2 separate regions of the Mus musculus genome follow, and region 1 is linked to region 2. A link is a loop called in an ENCODE intact Hi-C map of the cell type or tissue named here. Cell type or tissue: left cerebral cortex. All regions are shown on one strand. Each heading gives the region's core, and the rest is flanking DNA. Links, peaks and the distances in the headings are about the cores only.

The links. Peaks named below come from ENCODE experiments on the same cell type or tissue, not always from the same donor. Only the 100,000 strongest peaks of a DNase experiment are listed, where the experiment ranks them.
Region 1: a loop joins it to region 2, with 2.2 times the contacts of the local background. A loop is called at or near these places in 2 of 42 quality-filtered maps.

The regions. Positions count from the first base shown.
Region 1 is chr13:58,932,494-58,937,868 of GRCm38, reverse strand. All of the region lies in intron 12 of Ntrk2 (neurotrophic tyrosine kinase, receptor, type 2), which reads right to left. Among named protein-coding and RNA genes, the nearest start is that of Ntrk2, 130 kb to the right of the region's middle. In left cerebral cortex, for the core only: no CTCF peak of the experiment used is centred there; DNase peaks (open chromatin) are centred at 1,149, 1,660 and 2,951; H3K27ac peaks cover 4,294 bases.
Region 2 is chr13:58,862,547-58,867,921 of GRCm38, reverse strand. All of the region lies in intron 9 of Ntrk2 (neurotrophic tyrosine kinase, receptor, type 2), which reads right to left. Among named protein-coding and RNA genes, the nearest start is that of Ntrk2, 58 kb to the right of the region's middle. In left cerebral cortex, for the core only: a CTCF peak has its summit at 1,968; a DNase peak (open chromatin) is centred at 1,504; H3K27ac peaks cover 2,321 bases.

The DNA of each region.
Region 1 (5,375 bases), core at 108-5,107, 70 kb before region 2:
CTGGGTAGCCTGTGGAAGACCGTTTGGCACATATTTGCAAAATCAATACCCCTTAACTACCATCAGCATCCTTTAAGTCCTGGGTAGACTCCCTTTTGATTGTAAGGTGAATTTACCCCAAGTTAACCACCACTCATGCAGTAACAATAACCCCTTCAGGGTGCCCAGAAGGTGGTCATGGGCTCAAATAAATCCAAGATGCAGTTGTTTAAATCTTATTTTTTGGCCTGTAGCCAAAGTGGGACATGCGGAAGGAAAGTCTGAAGAGCCTGTAATGGAGACTAAGGGGACGTGACATATGAGCAGTCTGCCGCCATAACTGGTCATGTCTCTCCAGGTACTGCTGTCCTTGAGATCTCTATCCTGGACCATAAAAGCTGCTCTCTGTCTCTGACATGAGTTGCTTAGTTGCTTAGTGAATGAACTGACAGGACATTGTGTGCCCTCTTGCTGGGGTAAAACATCAAAAGTATTTTGTAAAGAATATAAAAGTTTAGTTGGTAAAAAACCAAAACAAAACAAAAAACAAACAAACAAACAAAAAAAAAAAAAACCCACAAAGCTTCCTGGTATATACTCTGTACCAAATACCTTTTAACTAATGGAAGTAGTTCTCATGTAAGAATCATAAACCATACCTCTTGTGTGTGTGATTCTTACTGATGGAAACTCTCAAAGCTGTCCCCAAGCCATGATTTGTTCTAGCGCCCGCAGTAGGTAGGACTCCCCAAAATTCCTTATTGACATGTCTCAGCCCCCCAGACCACCGATGACACAGGGGCCATATGCGTGGGGGGGTAGGAGAGGGGGTGTGATCTACAGAGAACACAGGACACATGGAGATGAATCATAAAACTTTATTGGCTTGTTAAAGAAATGGATGAATTCAGCAAGTACATTTATAGTCTAGCCACACTGTTAAAACAGTACTTAAAAGTAAAATCTTTTTTAAAAAAAGAGATGCATTGTTTACAGGAAATGTGAAAAAAGAGACTTGAAAACCCAGAATATTATAGGGGAAAAAAGGCACAAAAGTGAGTCACGAGCTGCCTCTGGATTCCAGCAAATGGGTTTGGACCCAATAGGGATGAAGCCCAGGGACACATCTTTCTTGAGAATGTCTTGCTACTTCTTATTTGTTTGTGAGTTCATATATGCATCGGCTAAAATTAAGCTGGTGAGAAAAATTCCGGTTCTTTTCCTTGCTTCTTATACGTTTTTCTCCCTCCCAAGAACACTAAGACTCAGAACACAGACAATGGGGTGTAGTGTGGGTTTGGGAGTTGCTTCACTATCACTGGCTACCCTGAAGTGTGAGTCCAGACTAAATGCAGAGTGAATGATTTATGTCATGCTCGAGTAGCTTGGGAGGTCCCTCTGTCCCCGAGACCAGGACAAGGAAATAGTTATCCACACTGGGAAGCCGCCTCTCAAGTGAAAACTGCTATCAAACTTTCTGGGCCGGGAATTCTGTCAACCTAATTTAAGCCTGGCAGCACTCACCCGAAAGCAATTTAAATTCAGGAGAGCCCTCAGCTGTCCCAGGTGCCCTTAGGTAAACTTGACAGATTGCTAAGTATTGAGGTATGCAAAAGGAGCAGAATGTTCTTAATGGCAACTTCTGTACCAGGTTCCTTGGAGTCAGGTCTGCTGAGCTACAGGATCCCGGGAGCTCTGTCATCATAAAGCAGAGAGCCTGGCACAGCCCACACAGCTGGAGGCAGCCACCTCCTGAGCTCCCTGTTGTATGGAATCGTCCCCCTTCAGCGGAGCCCTCCCCGTGAATCTCTAGTCTAGACCAAACAAGATGAAGTGAGTTTCAATTAGAGTGTGAAAGAATGAGATGGAAGCAAAGGGAGGGACTCTAGACAGCATGTATCAAAGCAGGTGGAGGTGTGTTTCACCCCCTCACAGGCAGAAGTCAGCACAGGCTTGAGAGTCTAGTTTGCAAGAAGGGGTGGTGGAGAGTTCAGTGTGTTATAATTAGGCAGAGCTGCCAACAAAACCAGACAACATTCTCTGTCTATCATGGGGTCAGTTTAGAAAGATGGGGGTAGAGGGTGGGGGGGAGCAGAAGCAAGGAAGTGCCCCCTGCTTGTTCTCTCAGCATGCCCCTGAAACTGCATTCAGTCGCACACTCTCTCAGTCACTTACTCTGCAAACCCCTGTGTAAGCCTGCTCAGGCTTCAAGACCCCTAGCTATTGTGAGCTTGGTTCAGGGTCCCGAAGAGTAGAGGGCCAAGATGAAGGCAGAATGCGCTGGTTTTCTTGGCTGTGGGGAGGCCTGAGACTGGAGGGGTGGGAGGGGGGACTGCTGAGCTGATTCTCTCTAATATGTACTGGGGTTCATGTCTCCTACTGGGAGACAGCCCTCTTCAGTCTTAGGACAGTTTCTATGTTGGCTGCTGTGGTGTCAGAAGCTCTTTGTTACTCCATCTCAGCTGCCTGAGCGACCCAACCACGCCCCAGAGACCCAACCATGGCAGGTCAACAAGCTATGGAACCCTATCTCTTTGAGGTGATGTTTTGTAGCTAAGTAGGGCCATCAGTCCACTGAGGCCAGCATGGAGATGGGGGAGCGGGACTCATCTCATCTCATTCTGCTCTCTTGAGAGTCTAGAAGACATGGCACCTGGAGAGAAGGGATTTGTGTCAGATAAAGCGGAGGAGAGTGCTGACTAGGACCAGGATGGCTCTGCACTTGGAGAATGTTGAGAAGACAGGACTGTAGGGACAACCCAGCAAGGTGACAGGGCCTGGGGTCCCAGCTAGGAGGGAGTCACAGGGTAACAGACAGCTGTGCACCTTTGGACGGGTGAAGTTCCTGTCAGAACTTGCTTAATGCACCTGTCAGTGGCAGTCATGAAGAAAGAGAGTTTGCAGGGAAAGACAGACAGATACAGTGGGGAACAATGACTCTCTCTAAGACAGAAGGAACAGACTGGCGGCCCACAGGCAGGCTTTGTTGGCCTACATAATGTTTTAAAAATAACTGTGCCAACTTTTTAAAAATAGGTAGGTTTCATATAAAAATCCAGGTTTCACATCTTCTTTAGAGAATAAGATTTGGAAGCTTGGGTCCTTGCTCCCCCGGGACATGGTTGGCATCCTGACAGTTGCCCCTGGGTTTTAGGCAGGTACTGGCTCACCTAGACCACTGTGAGTGTGGAGACTTGCCTGGCACTGTAATGCCAGTTCCTGTCAGAGAGCACAGACCTAACTCCAGAAAAATAAAAATGTCCCTTCTCTCTTCCTGGCACTGTAAAAATAAAATACACACCATTGTGAATCCTCAGAGAGCAGATTTCTTCTGGGGGACCAAAGAAAGCCAGGGATAAAAGGAAGAGTATAGGAAAGGAATACTGTGTTGCTGATGGCGGTCCTTGGGGGTTATAAAGAAGAAAAGACAAAGAACACAGGAACCATAAGAATCAATTTTCTAATAGCCGCTGCTCTCCTTGTCCCCTGGAAGATGCCAAGTAACGTTTGATATTAAATCTCCTTATCTGTCCACTTCTTTACATCTCAGAACAAAAAAAAAATTACCCTACATTTCTCCTAGCTGTTAACTGAAATTATTCCCCCCCCCCTTTTTTTCTTTCTGATCTGAGGAACCTTATAAAATAATCTTTAAACAATCCATCATCCTCTTATGGAATAACATCAAAGCTTAAGTTTTTTGTTTTGTTTTGTTGGTTTTTTTGGGTGCCAAATGGCCGATATTTAAGAGTGTTGGTCACACTGAGACCCTGGCCTGCCTGCCTGTTTGAATTTCACTCTCCTTTCGGGGGTCAAGATTTCTGCTATTAGCTGGCCTCTGGGTAAGTCAACACCTTTGGGAAAGACAGAGATCTCAGTGGTGACAGGAGCTGTCACTTAGCTGCAGTGGGGGCAGTGCTGGGCAGTGGGGGTGTTCAGGACACGGAGCCTTCTGTGCTGAGACCCACTGTGCACCTGGAGACAAAGCCTCTGAGAGGTCTGTGGAAGTGACTGGCCCTCTCAGGCACAATGTGGTTGGCCAGTGCAAACACTCTAATCCACGGACTCACAAAAAGACCGGAATTGAGCCATACTGTAGTGGCTCAGTATAAAATACTACAGTATTCCCCTGATGTCAAGTGGGGCCTAAACGGGTTCTGGTTTATTAAGATTGATGGACATGCTTACAGAGGATTCAAAATAGTTCCCAAACATGCTGGGATTGTTAAGAGAAAAACCTAAAAATCCTTAAAGATAAACTACCTTTTAAAAAAGGAATGTTAATAAGTTTCCTCTCAAGCTATGCTCTGTGTGTGAGTGTATAATAGAGCTGAGTGTGGTTTTTAAATGAAATATCCCAGCCTGGCTCTGAAGGGGACCTCAAGTGAGAATGGAGGGACAGACAAAGTTGCTGCCTGGTGCAGATGGGATGGATCCCACAAAGGCCACTGCCATGACAAAGTGAATGAGAGGGGTACAGGGACGGGTCAGGTGGGGAGTGGTTGGGGGCTACAGGAATTGGTAGCTGGGAGACTGTTCTTTCAGCAAGGAGCCCACATTCATTAGCAGCTGGCCACCTCTCTGCTGCTGGGTCAGGACGCAGCAGTAGGGCAGCATGCTCCAGGGACTGTCCTTAGACATGCTCTCCCGCTCACAGCAGGCCAGCAGCTCAGCTTGCAGGCCTATTCACACTAGAGAACTGCAGCTCTGTAATTCAAACAGCATGAGATCTGAGGTGCTCTCGCTAGGCAAACCTCTAAAGGGCAGGTGGTTAGCAGAGGGCAATGGAAAGGGACAAGATTTTAATTCCCTATATGCATATACCCTACCATTATTTATTCTCAGGCTGTGGTTAATTCAGGTCCATACTCCTGGCCACACAGTCCCTGGTGCTGCTCCGTTCTACCTGCCGGGTGGACTTTGAAAGCAATCGTTAGCGAAGAGTTTGGGTCTTTGCTGCCAGCAAAACAAAGAACCTACTAATGACACCACCAATGTGCCTTTAAGTCTATCAGTCGCAGGGTTGTAGGTGGAAATCACAGAAGTTAGCAAAGGTTAGAGAACAGAAGATGTTGCTGAAATAGGTGTTATGTGTGGATTAGACTTTTAGTGTGCACTTAGACCTAGCTATGACTTTAGATAGATGACAGATAGATAGATAGATAGATAAATAGATAGATAGATAGATAGATAGATAGATAGATGATAGATAAGTAAATCGATGATAGGTAGATAGATAGATGATAGATAAGTAGATCGATGATAGGTAGATAGATGATAGATAGATAGATAGATAGATAGATAGATAGATAGATAGATAGATAGATAGACAGACAGATAGATATGATAGAGAGGTAGGTAGATAGATGATAGACAGATAGACAGACAGATAGATA
Region 2 (5,375 bases), core at 65-5,064:
TAACCTCTCTGTCTATCTCTGTCTCTCTCTCTGTCTCTCTCTCTCTGTCTCTGTCTCTCTCTGTCTGTCTGTCTGTCTCTCTCTCTTTCTCACTCTCTCTCTCTCTCTCTCTCTCTCTCTCTCTTTCTCCTTTAGATTATCATTTCCCCCTTTGGGTTTCTGCTCTTGTTGTTTGCTTTGCTTTGCTTTGCTTTGTTTTTGAAGAAGGGTCTCACCCAGGCTGGCTTCACACTTGCGGTGACCCTACAACCTCCGGCTCTCAACACTAGAATTACAGGTGTGCACACCAGCACTCTCAGCTCAATCTTAACTTCCAGTATCAACCACGCCTCATGGGCAAATCTTTGCACTTCTGGAGATCAGCCTGAATAGATTATGATGACCTGTTAAGCTGCAAGAAGAGCTCCGTAGAGACACAGTCAGAGGGTAAGAGAATAACACAAGGCAAACAGAGGTGGCACGGACACAGTCATGGTTTGCCGCCAAGAGAAAAGCAATGGTGGGGGTGGGGAGACGTGTCTCTTTCTTTTTTTTTTTTTTTTTAAGCTCGCTAATGTCTTAATTTCTAAGATTGATTTATTTTACGTGTCTTACTGTTTGCCCTACATGCATGTCTGTGCACCTCACCCATGGTGCTTGAGGAGGTGAGAGGAGAGCCTCGTATCCCCTGAAACTGGCATGACAGATGGTTGTGAGCCACACTGTAGGTGCTGAGGACTGACCTGCTTGCTGAGCCATCCTCTAGCCTCCAACCCCTCAAATACTCCTCAAACTAGTCTTTTCCTTCAGTGTTATCTTGCAGATTCCAGGATCTTTAAAACGATCCCAAAGAAACCCTTGCAGTAGGAAGAGCAAATTGCATATTCCTTCTTCTCTAGTGGACAGTCCTGGCTTTGGATCAGCATGCTTCTGACATGTGGCCAGCAGCCTCTGCTGGCCAGGCTGCCCCCTCGGAGGGGGACGAGGAGACTAAGCCCAGAGTCTGACAGCCACCAATTTGCTGAGAGCTTTGAGTCTCTTCTTTCCTGTTAGAATGGAGTCTTCCCAAGGATGAGCGAGGAAGGTGTAACCAATTAACCTTAGTACTCTGGAGATTAGAAGAACTGTAAGGATGAATCTTAATTACTCTGGTTATCTAAGGCTTGTGCCCAAACCATCTTCTCCTTGGTTTCTCAAGGCAAGAAAGAATCTATGGCTCTGTAGTTTTAGCCCCAGGACAAGGAACAGGTCCTGGTGATTGAAACAGCATGGGCTTCACATTCTACTCTTCTGTGGAACTCCAGGAGAAATTTACTCTCGCTGTGTTCCTTGACTTGAACACTCCGTCCCTAGATCTGCTACTTTGGGGCCTTTCTAAGTGCAGCAGAGAGAGCGCCAGTTCACCCCACATCATGAATCTTTTGACAAAACAGCACTGGGAGAAACTGTGGGAAAACACTTCCGATATTTATAGTTTGTCCCTGACGCGAGTTTTTGCATAGGAGACAACTGCTTCTGAATAAGGGAGCAGAAGTCACCAACTCCCACTGCTGTGTGAATGAGCATCCTGGAGCTGTGACAGTCTTCCTGGATGAGTGGGCCAGAGAGACACTCTCTGCAACGCCTAAAGAATCACAAGCTTCAAAATAAGAGTGTCATCATCGAGTTCTTGTCGGTCTGCTCCAAGGCGGACATATTGAATTGCTGGTGTGCTGACGTGGATGGGACCATCTGACCCCAGTCAGAGTGCTCACGCTTAAGAAACATCTGGCCCTTAGAGTTCTCCAAATTTGCTCTATTTGGTCAGAAGCTAGTCATGACAGGTCCAAATCCCTGCCTTGTGGCAAAAAACTAGTTTATTTTTCAGCTCTTAGTGATCATTTCAGGGCCTCCCTGAAAAAGAAGCCCATGCTTGCTTCTGGTCTCACGACTGTCACCATGAACATCTGCCTGCTTGTGGAGAGCTTTTCTGCATGTAGGATTGAATTCCAGCAAGAGCCACTGGGGGATCTAGTTCATCTTTATTTCAGGCCTGTAAGCTGAATAGGATACACCACAGCCACTGGAGACCCCTCTGCTGACCCCGTGCTGTAGATGTGTGTGTATGTGGCCATGGTCTCCATCTCCTTCCCTTTCTAAAACCTTTATAACCATCTACCAAATCCATTCTACTTGTTGCCAAACCCAAGAAGAATGCCTGTCAGAGCACGGTCTAGTCTGCACTTTAATTGTTACTACGATCTGCTATCCTTGAGGACCTAGTGGAGTGCTCTGGAAGAATGTTTGAATAGTTCCTCTAATCGATCCTTACAAAACATCCTCTCCACTCAAAGAGTGGTCCATGAACCAGCCATGTCAGGAGCTCACTAGCTACTTAGGATCATGGGCCTCTTCCCGAATCCTTTACCTCGCACCCACAGTTCAGCAGGGCCCTCAAAGGTTTAGTGCACAAAGGAAGGATAAGGAAATCCTGGTTTACACCTTGCAACATTTTACTGGAGTCAAAAGTGGGAATCACGCACAAGAATTCTTCAATAAAACAAAGCAATCACTAGGTACCCAAATACTGAGAGCAAAATATCTCTGCATATTTTGCTGCAAATGATAATACAAAACCATGAGGTTGGTTCTGCTTACAATGACATGTCTGTGACATATGACATCTACCTGTGCGCCACTCCAAAAAGGAGTAGAGAAAGGGAACAACTTTAGACATCAGAAGGAGTTCATCCTCACCCACCCTTTCTAAGAAATACACAATGGCTATATGACCTCCTTAAAGGGAAGATTCTAGAAAGCTTACATAGGGAAGCGAGGTTCACTTCTGAAAGGCTGGATCCAAGATGGCAGAGTGCAGTGCCTGGAGCCTGGGAAAGGGTTTTTCTCCCTTTCCTAAACCAGCCCAGGTCTCCAGAAGCTAATATCTGTGGAAGGCACTAGTCTTGTGGACGCCTAAGGATCAGATAGCAGTTATCACTCCACACATCACCCTGGGTGGGTCCCTGGAGTCAGTGACCATGGTCTAAAGACATTGTATGGGGACCTTGGGTTGTTGGGTCTCTCTGGTTCCGACCTCACGCCCTCAGATCTTATACGTGGTGCACTGGGCCAGAGTGCCATAGCTGTTCCTCCAGCTGTCCCTCCCTGCTCTGGAAAAAGCAGTGTCTGACACCGGGCAATGGTTTCTCATGTTCAGAACTTGGGATAAGAACACAGACTGCCCAGGTGGTCTGATTCAAGCTTTGCAAATCATTAGTACAGAGAATTTTGGGCTGTTTTTGTTTGTATTTTGACTTCTCTCGGTCTTCTTCATTCCCTGCGCCCTAAAGCATCCCGAGAAAGCTAAGCTTGAGTGAGGTACACACCACTAAGGGACATCAGGACGGCCATGCTCACTCTGTGTAGGAAAGCTATCGACATCGTGATGAACGGGACTCTCAGGCTGTGATTCAGACTTCTTCCCACCCTTCCCTTATAGTCATCAAAAATACCACCAGTGAAACGGGATTAACTCTCACCACAAAGACTAGCGAGAGCCCACCTTCGCCAGCCACCCCATGATGGCAGCAGAAATGCAAACAAATGGAAGGGCAAAGGTCAAGCTTGACCTCCTGTTGTCCTTAATGTGGAATTCCCCACCAGGGATACGACTGTTATTTTTCTTCTTTTTTTTTTTTCCTTTTTTTTTTTTACTATAGTTTTAAGGAGGTTAAAGGAGAAAGGAATCAATTTTAAAGATGGTTGTTACCTGAATGCTATGACTGTGAAACTCATAAATACCCACCAAGACTCGATCCCACAGTCAATGAGACTAATCTCTAATTGGTCACGTTGGTTTATGGCCCCCTGGGGTCATCTATATCTGCTGTCACCCAAGGCCAAGTCTGCATAATTTTCTCTCTCATTTATTCCTCCCTGATAGCTGGCCTTTTAATAAACAGTTAAAGACAAAAATAAATCAGTCTTTTCTCAAACCAGACATTAATAGTTAGTTTGCCTTTTCTTTTCTATTGTGTGTAGGTATGCCTATCCACGGGCACATCTGTCCATGTACACACCTGTATCTGTAGGTCTGTGCTCCTCACATGCATGTGTGCAGATGCCAGAAGAGGAGCCTGGGTGTCAGCCTCCATCACTCTCCACCTTAGGTTTTGAGACAGGGTCCTTCACCGAATCTGAAGCTCATGTATTTTAGTTAGGCAACTTGGCCAACAAGCTCTGGGGACCCACCTGCCTCTGTTCCCCAGCATTGGGGCTGCAAGCTCGAGTCCATGCCCAGCTCGTGCGTGGATGCTGGGTATGTGAACACACTTCCTCCCACTAGCACCGCAAGGATGCTTATATTCCTGAGCCATCTTTGCTGCCCCATGGTTTTATTTTAAATATGTAATACAAAGGAGTAAGTGGGAAAGAGGAACAAGGAGGAGGGAAAAAGACTTTATAAGCCTGGGGACTACAGTCCCCCCCCCCGGAGCCCCCCCCCCCCCCGGAGACCCGAGTGGTGAAAGAACTGGCTCCTACTAGCTGTCCTCTGGCTTCCACACTCACGCCACACATGCAAATACATAATAAAAGCTCAGTTGACTTTTTACTTTTATAAATAAGTGCTTTTTAAAAAAAATATTTGAGAGACTCCCTCCAAGTTATGATCAAGCCACAAAACAAACCTAAGAATTGATGCATTAAAAAAATGAGCCCGCATGCATAAGAGAAGCTTAATTCAAATATTAGTACCATAGAGGAATGTTCAAAGGAAAACACATCCAAATCCATGTAAAACTGTCCCTTCAGTGTGTGGCTTTCAAAGGACACAGACCTGACTCTTAGAGCTTTCAATCTCTGGGCCTTTGCCTGAATCAAGCTTCGCCCCAAAGAGCATCAAACGGCTGTTGATGGTGAGATGGAAACAAAGCCTAAAGATGGTGAACTATAACCTGCCGATGCCCATTCTCCAGGAGACACATGGACCACAGCAACAGAAGTCAATGCTGGAAACCCTGAGCAGAGAAACTCTCCGTACTGTCTGCAACTTTTCTATCAATCCAAAATTATTCATAAATAAAACTTTTACTGAAGAACAAACCAAGGGCCGGTCTCCCAAGCGGGAGTCTCTGGCTTCATTCTGGAGTTCTTGCTCCCACAGACGCAGAGGAAGAAGCACACCCGTCCAGAGATTTACTGCAGCAGACACAGCCAAGCAGCTAAACTCTCAATTAAGAGGGAGATTTAATGGGAATGACTACAACAACCAGGGGTGTCTGGGTGTCGCTTCCAAACACTGCTTGTTTTATGTACTCCTGTAGGGCTTTTGGTAAATCAAACTGACATAACTCAAATCACATTTTGAATACGTTCAGGAAGCCTGTACGTTTAGGAGGTATTTAGGAAACACCAAG